2 separate regions of the Homo sapiens genome follow, and region 1 is linked to region 2. Evidence: read pairs that join two places in POLR2A ChIA-PET (ENCODE). Cell type or tissue: Caco-2. All regions are shown on one strand. Links, peaks and the distances in the headings refer to the core of each region. The heading gives the core; the rest is flanking DNA.

Evidence for each region. ChIA-PET counts read pairs that join two places held together with the same protein. Peaks named below come from ENCODE experiments on the same cell type or tissue, not always from the same donor. Only the 100,000 strongest peaks of a DNase experiment are listed, where the experiment ranks them.
Region 1: POLR2A ChIA-PET joins it to region 2 with 5 read pairs; 3 of 35 experiments call an interaction of 5 or more read pairs at or near these places.

Annotation. Positions count from the first base shown.
Region 1 is chr9:128,710,052-128,715,416 of GRCh38, reverse strand. It overlaps PKN3 (protein kinase N3), which reads right to left. Exons shown (of 22, transcript NM_013355.5): 7 at 2,219-2,365; 8 at 2,030-2,139; 9 at 1,775-1,918; 10 at 1,296-1,371; 11 at 1,052-1,220; 12 at 753-855; 13 at 552-619; 14 at 182-245; 15 at 1-48. Among named protein-coding and RNA genes, the nearest start is that of PKN3, 10 kb to the right of the region's middle. RefSeq lists enhancers at 1,472-1,971, 1,972-2,473. In Caco-2, for the core only: no CTCF peak of the experiment used is centred there; a DNase peak (open chromatin) is centred at 2,736.
Region 2 is chr9:128,916,841-128,922,158 of GRCh38, reverse strand. LRRC8A (leucine rich repeat containing 8 VRAC subunit A) reads right to left here. Exons shown (of 4, transcript NM_019594.4): 4 at 4,120-5,318. It overlaps PHYHD1 (phytanoyl-CoA dioxygenase domain containing 1), which reads right to left and starts at 1,177. Exons shown (of 13, transcript NM_001100876.2): 1 at 491-1,177; 2 at 112-229. In Caco-2, for the core only: no CTCF peak of the experiment used is centred there; a DNase peak (open chromatin) is centred at 2,545.

The DNA.
Region 1 (5,365 bases), core at 246-5,245, 210 kb after region 2:
TTTGATGGCGTAGTATTTCCCTGTCCCCTTGAACTGGACCAGGAGGACCTGGGGCCAGAGAGAGGTTGTGCTCCAGGTGGGCCAGACCAGGGAGCCTTTACCGCCCCCACAGATCAGGTCCTCCCGGCTCATGTGATGAGGCCCCCAATCCCGTCCCATACCACCCTCTTCAGCCCACTACCTTCCCAAAGTGTCCCCGGCCCAGCACAGCTAAGCAGCGGAAGTCCTGAAGCCGAGGGGGTTTCCTGCAAAGGAAGAGAGGGTATATGAAGTCCCCTAGGGCACTGGCTGGGCCCCTACCCAGAGCCACTCCAAGCCTCCCATGCCCAGTCCTGGGCTGTCCCGACCTATGGGCTCGAAAAAGCCCTGCAGTAAGGACTCCTAGAAGCCGGCATAGAGCTGGAGCTCAATAATGTGGGTTTAGTAAATCAGACCCCGAGAGCCAGTCAGCGCACCCGCCAGGGAGCCAGGGAGTAATGTATGAATGGATACACAAATGTTCAAGCAAGCAGACGAACGTCTCAAACATGAAGGTGCGCAGGATGGGGTACCTGGTGGGGGAGGCTGGTGGAGATGGCCCACGTCGAGTCCTAGGCTCCATATGGGGACGTTTGGTGCGCTGTGAGTATAGAGGAGCTCAGGGCAGGGCTGGGCTTCCTTCTCTCTTTCCCTTCAGGCCTGCCACCCCACAGCTGGGTGGCCCTGCCAGCCCCAGCCGGCCCTAGGAGCCACTAGTCCCTCCAGCCCCTCACCGGAGTCTCCTCGGATGTTGGCTCCTGGGGGAGGTAGAGGCGTGGGGGCTTGGGTGGGGGTGTCATCTCTTCACCCAAGGGGGTCTTCTTGGGCAGGAAATTACTGTAGGGAGAAAGTAGACACAGTGCCCAGCACAGGCAGACGCAAGAGCTGGCAGGATGGACACACCAACCCAAAGTGAGATGGACAGAGGGTTAGCGGGCTGAGCAATGCAGACAGACAGACAGATACCGCCTGGATCTGGAGTCAGGAAGCCGCCACAGAGGAGCATGCAGTCTAGGGCAAGGGAGCTCCTCACCTGGGAGTGGCAGGGTCAGAGGCCTCTCGCAGTGTTGTTGGGGTCCGAGGGCATCCTTTAGGGGGGCTGATTGTGCTCGGGGAGCTGCAGGGGGGCAGCAGGTTCATGACGAGGCGCCCCCAGGCCGCCATGCCGAGGTTCATCTGCGAAGCCCTCAGGAAGTCCTGGCCTGGGAGAAAAGGGGGAGCTTAGTCCCGGGACCCCAGCCCTGCTCCCTCACACATAGCCCCCATTCCCTCCACACCTCTGCGTTTAGAGAAGATGCGTTCCTGCCTCTGCAGCCGGGGCCGCCTCTCAATGACAGGATCGCAGAAGGTCACCTGCAGGGGTAGGGGCAGGGTTGTGGACCAGTCGCCTCCCATCTCATCTGCCATGGCACCTCCTCTGCCCCTGGGATTACAGCCCAAGCCCCCAGGGTCAACAGATGCAAGAGCCAGAAAGACCCAGAGAAACAGATTCAATGTCCTCATTGATACTAGTGGAGAAACAGAGGCCCAGGGAGGAGAGGCACTTTTCCAGGGTCACACCTGAGGCAGGGCAGTCAGGACAAGGACCCAGGCCTCCAGATGCAGCCCTGAGAGAGCGGCTAGGAGCCCTTATTCCTGGAGCCCTCCTCTCTGGTCGTCAGTCTCTGCACCTACACGCAGTGCATCGGTCTTGAAGGCCTTCCTGGCCCTGACGCCCCAGGGTCCCACCAAGTCAGAGGGCGGAGGTGGTGAGCACCTGGGCAAAAAGCAGTCCCTGCGGTACCAGGCTGAGGGACAGTTGGTGACAGGCATTGTCCAGGAAGTCCTCAAGTCTCAGGAAGGCCACGCCACATAGCTGCCGCCAGTCCCGCCAGTGTACCCCAATCTCCAGCTCACGGGCCTGTATTGGGGAGGCCAGGCTGAAGGGTGGGGTGCAGAACGAGCCCCGACCTGGGCAGCCTTCCACCCCGCAGCCCAAGGTCACCCCTGACCACACAAAGGCCAGCCTTACTCGCTCCAGTGGGATGACAAAGGTCTGGTCCCAGGACTGTTCGGCCACCTGCCCCCAGCCCGTCTGCCCCACAACACGGTTGTCCACCTTTAGCACAGCCAGCACCTCGCCTGCAGGGCCAGAGCCGGGACTCAGGGCAGGCCTGAAGCAGGGGTCTCCTGCTCCCCCTGAAGCTCCTTCCCTACTCACTGGCAAGCTCGCCTCGGCCACGCTGGTGCTTGGCCTTGGTCCGAAGCCAGCCCTCGGAGGGGCTGCTGGCCAGTGCGGCCGCTGGGGAGCGCCCAGGCACGGCTGTCAGCAACTGTTCACAGCCCAGGAGGCGGACCTGCAGTGTCCCTGTGGGGAGAGTGAGCGGGGGGCGTTGTCAGATGCCATCTTCCCACTGCTACCACCAAGGTGTCCTGGGACCCCAGGAAGGCCACCCTCTCCAGGAGGTGGCTGAACCCAGACCGTACCCACCTGAGGCCAGGGCAGTTACCTGAGGAACCTCACTCAGTGTGGCGGCCTAGAGTGCCTAGACTGGAGCCTGCTGACTGTCCTGCAGCTCCCAAGCACCATGAGCCCCCCAAAGGGTACCCTTGGACCCCGATGACACCCTAGGAGGCCTCCGACCTGGACACTCCCAGGTGAGGAGCCACGTTGTCCCAGAATGCACACTTCTCTGTGGCAGCCACCTCTTTCCAGGGCAGAGCAACTGGCTCTCCCCTCCACATGCTGGAGCGGCAGGGACATAGGCTCAGACCTCAGACCTTAGCCAGGCTGCACAGAGCCACAGCACATGACGAGATGCTGCCTAGAAGTGGGGCCTAGAGAGCACTGTGGCAAGGATAAGAGCTTGGGACAGGGAGCAGGAAGCCTGGCTTCCTGTCCGGACCCACCTGCTCCCTGGGCCTCAGTTTCCCCATCTGAACAGTGGAGGTGAGTCCCAGCTCTGCCCCACCTCTCCCAATGGATATGAAACGTGTTTTGTCAACGGAGTAAGTTCATGTGTCACGTCACTAGAGGGTTGTCCCTCAAAGGGTAGAGAAAGCAGTGGGGATCTAGCAGCTTTTGAGGACACGAAGCAGGCCCAAGAGTATCATTTAGGGAGAGTCTGGGCCTGGGGGTTACACACAGAGAGAACTTGTAAACAAAGGCAGGGGTCCAGGGTAGAAAGAGAAGCTTAGAAAGAACAGCTCGGCCGGGCGCAGTGGCTCATGCCTGTAATCCCAACACTTTGGGAGACCAAGGCAGGCAGATCACCTGAGGTCAGGAGTTCAAGCCCAGCCTGACCAACATGGCGAAACCCCATCCCAACTAAAAATACAAAAACCAGCCGGGCATGATGGTGGGCACCTGTAATCCCAGCTACTCGGAAGGCTGAGGCAGGAGAATCACTTGAACCCGGGAGGCAGAGGTTGCAGTGAGCCAATATTGTGCCATTGCACTCCAGCCTGGGCGACAGAGCAAGACTCCAGCTCAAAAAAAAACAAACAAAACAAAAACTTGAGGCCGGGCGTGGTGGCTCACACCTGTAATCCCAGCACTTTGGTAGGCTGAGGCAGGTGGATCACCTGAGGTCGGGAGTTCGAGACCAGCCTGGCCAACATGGTGAAACTCTGTCTCTACTAAAAATACAAATATTAGCCGGGCATGGCGGTGGGCGCCTGTAATCCCAACTACTTGGGAGGCTGAGGCAGGAGAATCGCTTGAACCTGGGAGGCGGAGGTTGCAGTGAGTCAAGATTATGCCACTGCACTCCAGCCTGGGCGACAAAGCAAGACTCTGTCCCCCACCCCCCCCAAAAAAAAGGCCGGGCGTGGTGGCTCACACCTGTAATCCCAGCACTTTGGGAGGCCGAGGTGGGCAGATCACGAGGTCAGGAGATCAAGACCATGGTGAAACCTCGTCTCTACTAAAAATACAAAAAATTAGCCGGGCGCAGTGGCGGGCGCCTGTAGTTAGTCCCAGCTACTCGAGAGGCTGAGGCAGAAGAATGGCGTGAACCCGGGAGGCAGAGCTTGCAGTGAGCCGAAATCACACCACTGCAATCCGGCCTGGGCGACAGAGCAAGACTCTGTCTCCAAAAAAAAAAAAAAAAGAGGTGGGGCGAGGTGGCTCACGCCTGTAATCCCAGCACTTTGGGAGGCCAAGGCGGGCAAATCACCTGAGGTCGGAAGTTCGAGACCAGCCTGACCAACATGGAGAAATCCCATCTCTACTGAAAATATAAAAATTCGCCAGGTGTGGTGGTACATGCCTGTAATCCCAGCTATTCAAGAGGCTGAGGCAGGAGAATTGCTTGAACCCGGGAGGCGGAGGTTGCAGTGAGCCAAGATTGCGCCACTGCACTCCAGTCTGGGCAATAAGATCGTGTCACTGCACTCCAGCCTGGGCAATAAGAGCAAAACTCCATCTCAAAAAAAAAAAAGGACAACTCAAGTATCTGGGGTGTTTAGCCAGGGGACAGGATATGGGGTGGCCTTGAGTAGTTGACTTCTAGGCCTTTTAACAAGCTGTTTCTTCTGCGTTCCTCAACTTGTCTACTTGGCCATAAGTACTCCCGTGTAAGTCCTTCAAGGCCAAGACACCACCTCCTCTAGAAAACATTCCTTGGGCCGGGCATGGTTGGCTCACGCCTGTAATCCCAGCACTTTGGGAGGCCAAGGCAGATGGATCACCTGAGGTCAGGAGTTTGAGACCAGCCTGGCCAACATGGCAAAACTCTGTCTCTACTAATAATACAAAAATTAGCCAGGCATGGTGGTGCAGGCCTGTAATCCCAGCTACTCGGGAAGCTGAGGCAGGAGAATTGCTTGAACCCAGGAGGCGGAGGTTGCAGTGAGCTGATATCGCACCACTGCACTCCAGTCTGGGCGACAGTGCGAGACTCCATCTCAAAAAAAAAAGAAAAGAAAATATTCCTCGATTCCCCAAGGCCAGGTGAGAGGGCTCCATCCAGAGCCTGCATTTCCTCTTCTCAGCTCTGCTCACAATGGAATGGGGTCAGTCGGCCCTGTAGCAGTGCTCTGTGGAGACAGGCACTGGCCTTTCCAGCTCTCACTGTATCTCGGTGGGATACAGCTTCAAAGCCCATGCTCTCAGATTATTTGTTGATGATGATTTGGCTGCTGCTACAAGGAGACAGATCTCAGTGCAAGATAAGAAAATTAACTTTTTTGGCCGGGCGCGGTGGCTCACACCTGTCCCAGCACTTTGGGAGGCCTAGGCCGGCAGATCACAAGGTCAGGCGATCGAGACCATCCTGGCTAACACGGTGAAACCTTGTCTCTACTAAAAATACAAAAACAAAAAATTAGCCAGGTGTGGTGGCGGGCACCTGTAGTCCCAGCTACT
Region 2 (5,318 bases), core at 8-5,007:
CTAATCTCCCCCACCCCCACAACTAATCCAGGATTTGCCCTTTCCCATCTCCAAGGATTTTATCTGCTTCCTCTGTGTTTCTTCTGGAAACCACCCCCCACCACTGCTTACCAGGTGCCGGGAAATTATGCTGTGAGAGGGTCAGGCCAAGCAGCTGGGCTGAGTCCCAGTCCAGGCGCCGCCATTCCCTGTGACTCTGAGGAACGCCTGCCTCTCTCTAGGCCTCAATCTGGATAGAATGGGATGCAGGGTTGGTCTGGGGGATGTGCGGCACCCCCCTTCTCCAGGTAATGGGCATTCCAAAGGTGGAAGAGGTCCTGGGGAGAACTATCTGGGCCCCTCCCAGCACCGATCTGAAACCCTCTCGGTCCTGGGAGGATTATGGAAGGGAATTAACGCATCCATCTGCAGCTCAGACGAAAGTAGGAGACATGGGGTATCTTAGTAGGAGGAAGGGGCTGAGGAGAGAGAGATGCTTCCTGTTACCCACCCTCAGGCCCAAGATACTTGGCATCTCAAGTCGGGCTGGCACAGTGGAGCTGGGGTCAGAACAACACCTGCAGGCCGGGTGCGGCGGCTCGGGCCTGTAATCCCAGCACTTTGGAGGCAGAGGCGCGCGGATCACGAGGTCAGGAAATCGAGACCATCCTGGCTAACACGGTGAAACCCCGTCTCTACTAAAAATACAAAAAATTAGCCGGGCGTGGTGGCGGGCACCTGTAGTCCCAGCTGCTCGCGAGGCTGAGGCAGGAGAATGGCGTGAACGCGGGAGGCGGAGCTTGCAGTGAGCCGAGATTGGGCCACTGCACTAGAGCCTGGGCGACAGAGCGAGACTCGGTCTCAAAATAAATAAATAAATAATAAATAAAAATACCAAAAACTAGCCGAGCATGGTGGCAGGTGCCTGTAGTCCCAGTTACTCGGGAGGCTGAGGCAGGAGAATCGCTTGAACCCAGGAGGCGGAGGTTGCAGTGAGCCGAGATCATGCCACGGCACTCACTCCAGCCTGGACGACAGAGTAAGACTCCATCTCAAAAAACAAAAACAAAAACAAAAAGAGAGAATAACACTTGCACACCACCACCCTTCTCAGCTTGCCCTGCTCAGCAGCTGGCAGGGCCACTCGCTGGCTCTGAAAAACCGGCTGCTGCCTTCCCCAAAATGATGCCTTCTGAATGGCGAAGGGACAAAGTGTTTCAGGAGTGTGCATGGGGACACTGCTCAGCCCTCAAGAGCCTTGGCCTCGAGTCAAGTCGTGTTTGCTGGGCCACCGCTCTGGGAGCTGCTGCTTGGTCCAGGCCGTCCGGGGGGCAGGGGGGAGCAGTAAGTGCAGCTCAGGCTCCTGGTTCAGAGGGGTTAGGCTGGGTGAGGGGCAGGCAGATGACAGAACCACGAGGTTCACTAGAGGCAGGATGTGTTCCCAGCTGTCCTTAACCCTTCTGATGCAACTGCCCAACAAAGACAGATGCCTACCATGTGCCAAGAACACTGAGGTCCCCTCGGACTGGGCCAGCCATTCCCCTGGGAGCCCCCACAGAAGGCTTGTAGTAGAGACTCAGTGAAGCAGACTGTGTTTGCGTCCCAGATGTTCAGGCCTTACTTTCCCAGTCTGTAATTTGGGGCTAGCAGTAGGATCCCCTGTGAGCAGTAAATAAGATGAATGCTTCGCAGCTGATAAAGAGCTTGGCACCAGGCCTGGCGCTGAGTAAGTGCCTACCAACTGGTGAACAAGTTGTTCACCAAATGTTAGCAGGGGCTGTTCTGAGTGGAATATTATTTATTTATTTATTTTTTATTTTATTTATTTTTTTTGAGATGGAGTCTCGCTCTGTCACCCAGGCTGGAGTGCAGTGGCGCAATCTCAGCTCACTGCAAGCTCCGCCTCCCGGGTTCACGCCATTCTCCTGCCTCAGCCTCCCCAGTAGCTGGGCCTACAGGCGCCTGCCACCACGCCTGGCTAATTTTTTATATTTTTTAGTAGAGATGGGGTTTCACCGCGTTAGCCAGGATGGTCTCAATCTCCTGACCTTGTGATCTGCCTGCCTCGGCCTCCCAAAGTGCTGGGATTACAGGCGTGAGCCACCGCGCCCAGCTGGGTGGAATATAATTTAAACAATTTTTTTGAGCTTCCAAAATTGCTGTTACAATCAGAGAGAAGACCACCACAGTGGTTTTAGGCAGAGTGGAGAGCCCTGGGTGGGTGGGGGAGGGGGAGGGGAGAGGCCCAGCCTCCCACTAACTGTTCATTCTGCTCAACTTTGGGAAGTGGGTGGGCGGTGTTTCTACATGGTGGTTTTTTCCAAATGTAAACCAGCTCCAGATCGAACTCTCCTGCTCCAGGCGCTGGACAGCCTCAAGGCCAGGGTGGGGGCGGGAGTGGGGTCGGGGGGTGGTGGGAAGGGTACCAAACTGGGGGAGGGACCTCCACCACGGAAACAGAAAAGAAGGCCCCAGCCCGGCAGTCACAGTCCAGCTGCTCAGCCTGTCAGCCCATGGCAGGGGGAGAAGAGGGAGGGAATCTTGGCTCAGGCCTGAGTTCACCTGGAGGGGTCAGAGTCCCCGTGGAGGGAGGAGGGATAGACTCTGTCCAGTTGTAGAGGAGGTGCCCAAGCAGCCACCCAGGCCTCATCACTAAGGTCAAAGTCAGATATGATGGCCTTTCTTCCTCACCCAGTCTCCTGCCGCAGGGCGCCCACGTTGGCCCACCACAAGGATCCTTGGTCTGGGTGGAAGATACAAGGCCATTTATTGGGTACTAGCAGCCAGGTCCTCCACCAAAAACCCCATCTACCTACATAATCGCCATTGTTCCTTGAACAGTCCTGCAAGTGTGCCATTACCTTCCTGATTTTACAAATGAGAACACTGAAGCCCCACATCAAACACGGCAGAACTGGCATCTGGAAGCAGCTGTCTCAGCCTCTGCCCTTTACCACACTACCTCCCAAAGGCCCCCAAAGGGGCTGGGAGCTGAGGCAGGCTTCCCCACGATGACTCTCAGCCCCACCTCTGTAGACCACTTGGGACTCACTGTTGGAATTGCAAGGGACCTTTGAGAGCACAGAGTGGAAATTCCCATTGTCCACATGGGGATACAGAGGCCACTGGAGAAGGGATCTGCCTAGCTTCATGCACATCCTGTCCCATGAAGCTGGGACAAAGGCCCAGGACTACTGGTTCCCATTCCAGTGCCCTCCTCTCCCATCCCCACCCATCAAAACTCATGAGGGGCCAAGCACGGTGGCTCACGCCTATAATCCCAGCACTTTAGGAGGCTGAGGTGGGTGGATCTCTTGAGCTCAGGGATTCGAGACCAACCTGGGCAACATGGCAAAACCCCGTCCCTACAAAAAATACAAAAATTAGCCAGCACGGCTGGGCGCAGTAGCTCATGTCTGTAATCCCAGCATTTTGGGAGGCTGAGGTAGGTGGATCAGAAGGTCAGGAGATCAAGACCAGCCTGGCCAACATGGTGAAACCCTGTCTCTACTAAAAATACAAAAATTAGCTGGGCATGGTGGCAGGCACCTGTAGTCCCAGCTACTCGTGAGGCTGAGGCAAGAGAATCACTTGAACCTGGGAGGCGGAGGTTGCAGTGAGCCGAGATCGAGCCACTGCATTCCAGCCTGGGTGACAGAGTAAGACTCTGTCTCAAAAAAAAAAAAAAAAAAAAAAAATTAGCCAGCATGCCCCTGTGGTCCTAGCTACTTGGGAGGCCGAGGTGAGATCACCTGAGCCTGGAGAGGTCAAGGCTGCAGTGAGCCGTGATCACGCCACTATATTCCAGCAGTGCACTCTAGGTGACAGAATGAGACCCTGTCAAAAAAACAACAACAACAAAAAAACCCCCTCATGAGTGCCCAACCACAGGTGAGTAGGATGACAGAGATTGTGCTGGCTATGGGATCCCCAGCCCAGGTCACAGCCTGTTACCTAGCAGGTGCTGCGTCCAGCTTACAAGCTCCAGTAACTGCCTCCAAAGGCACAGAGTCTCATGGGGCAGGAGATGAGCAGAGTTAACTCTCCTGTAGGTGCCCAAGCAACGTTCCACACGGCCCGGCAGGCTTCAGAGAAGTGAGGGAAGCGTCCTCCCATGACACAAAGACCTCCAAAGGCCACTTTCTGTTATAGATTTTATTTGATACTGTGACCGAGTCTACAAGTTCAGACCCACATGTAACGGATTTTTGCTTCATGGTTGTCAGAGGCTAGTGTGCATTATTTCTGAGGATTATATCCAATGACACGACGCAGAAAACACAAATGGACGGACAGACGGATGGACATAATCATTAAGACAAGAGACTCTAAAACGTGCCTTAGTGTCCACGTGATTGATCTAAGGCGGGGACCCTTCTAAGGTGGGGACCCGAGTGATCTAAAGCAGGGTGGCTTCCAGCCACCAGGTGCCGACTGGGCTGTGTGCACTCCAGGCGCCAGGGACGGGAACCGGCTTGGAACCAACGCCTGCCCTCCCAGGGGCGACCTCCCCATTCCCGACCAGCCTCTAAGTGTCTGCTCTTCATGAAGGACCAGGTGGTGACAGGGCTGATGGAAGCAGCGGAGGCCAGCGGTGGCACTGGACACACCCATGCCGCAGGCGGTGGGGAAACAAAGTCTGGGCGAAGTGGCTCCTCTTGGCTCCTTAACACTGTGCGTGGAGAGGCAGGGCAGGCACGAGGAGGGGAGGTGCGAATGGAGCACCGTTCATCCGGGGATTAGCCAACCCGAGTCTCCTCCCTCCTTGGCAGCTCCAGAACATTCCCTCTGGCCGACAGCCACAGAAATGAGTGCCTGCCAAGACACATGGAGGAGAAAGAAAACAAGACACCAAAAAAACCCAAAAAACAAACAAAAAAACCTCCCTCCCCAGGAACAAATAGAACTCCTGGACCAAGGTCACACCAGATCCGGAAGACACCCTGCACCCTGCGCCCAGGGAAAGGAAACACAGTTCAACGTCTGGCTGCTTTGCTCAAGGGAAACTGCCACCCTGCCCTGAGACTCCAACTCACTGGCCGTTAGTGTCTTTTTTTTTTTAAGTTTTTTTTTTCTTTTTAATACCCAAACCATCCATTTTCAAAGCTTTTTTTTTAAAAAAATTGTTTTTTGATTAAAAAAAAAAAAACAAAAAACTAAAACTGCCACAAATACTGAAGAGGCAAGCTCCAGGCCTGGCCTTTCCAGCTGGAGGCCTGCTCTCCCGTGGACCGCACCGCAGAGCCCAGCCCGGCACTGCTGGGTGACCGTCCCATGGCTGGTTCGCCCCGGACCACTCTGCTGAAGTCCAGGTGGGTGTTAAATGCCCGGCGGCATCG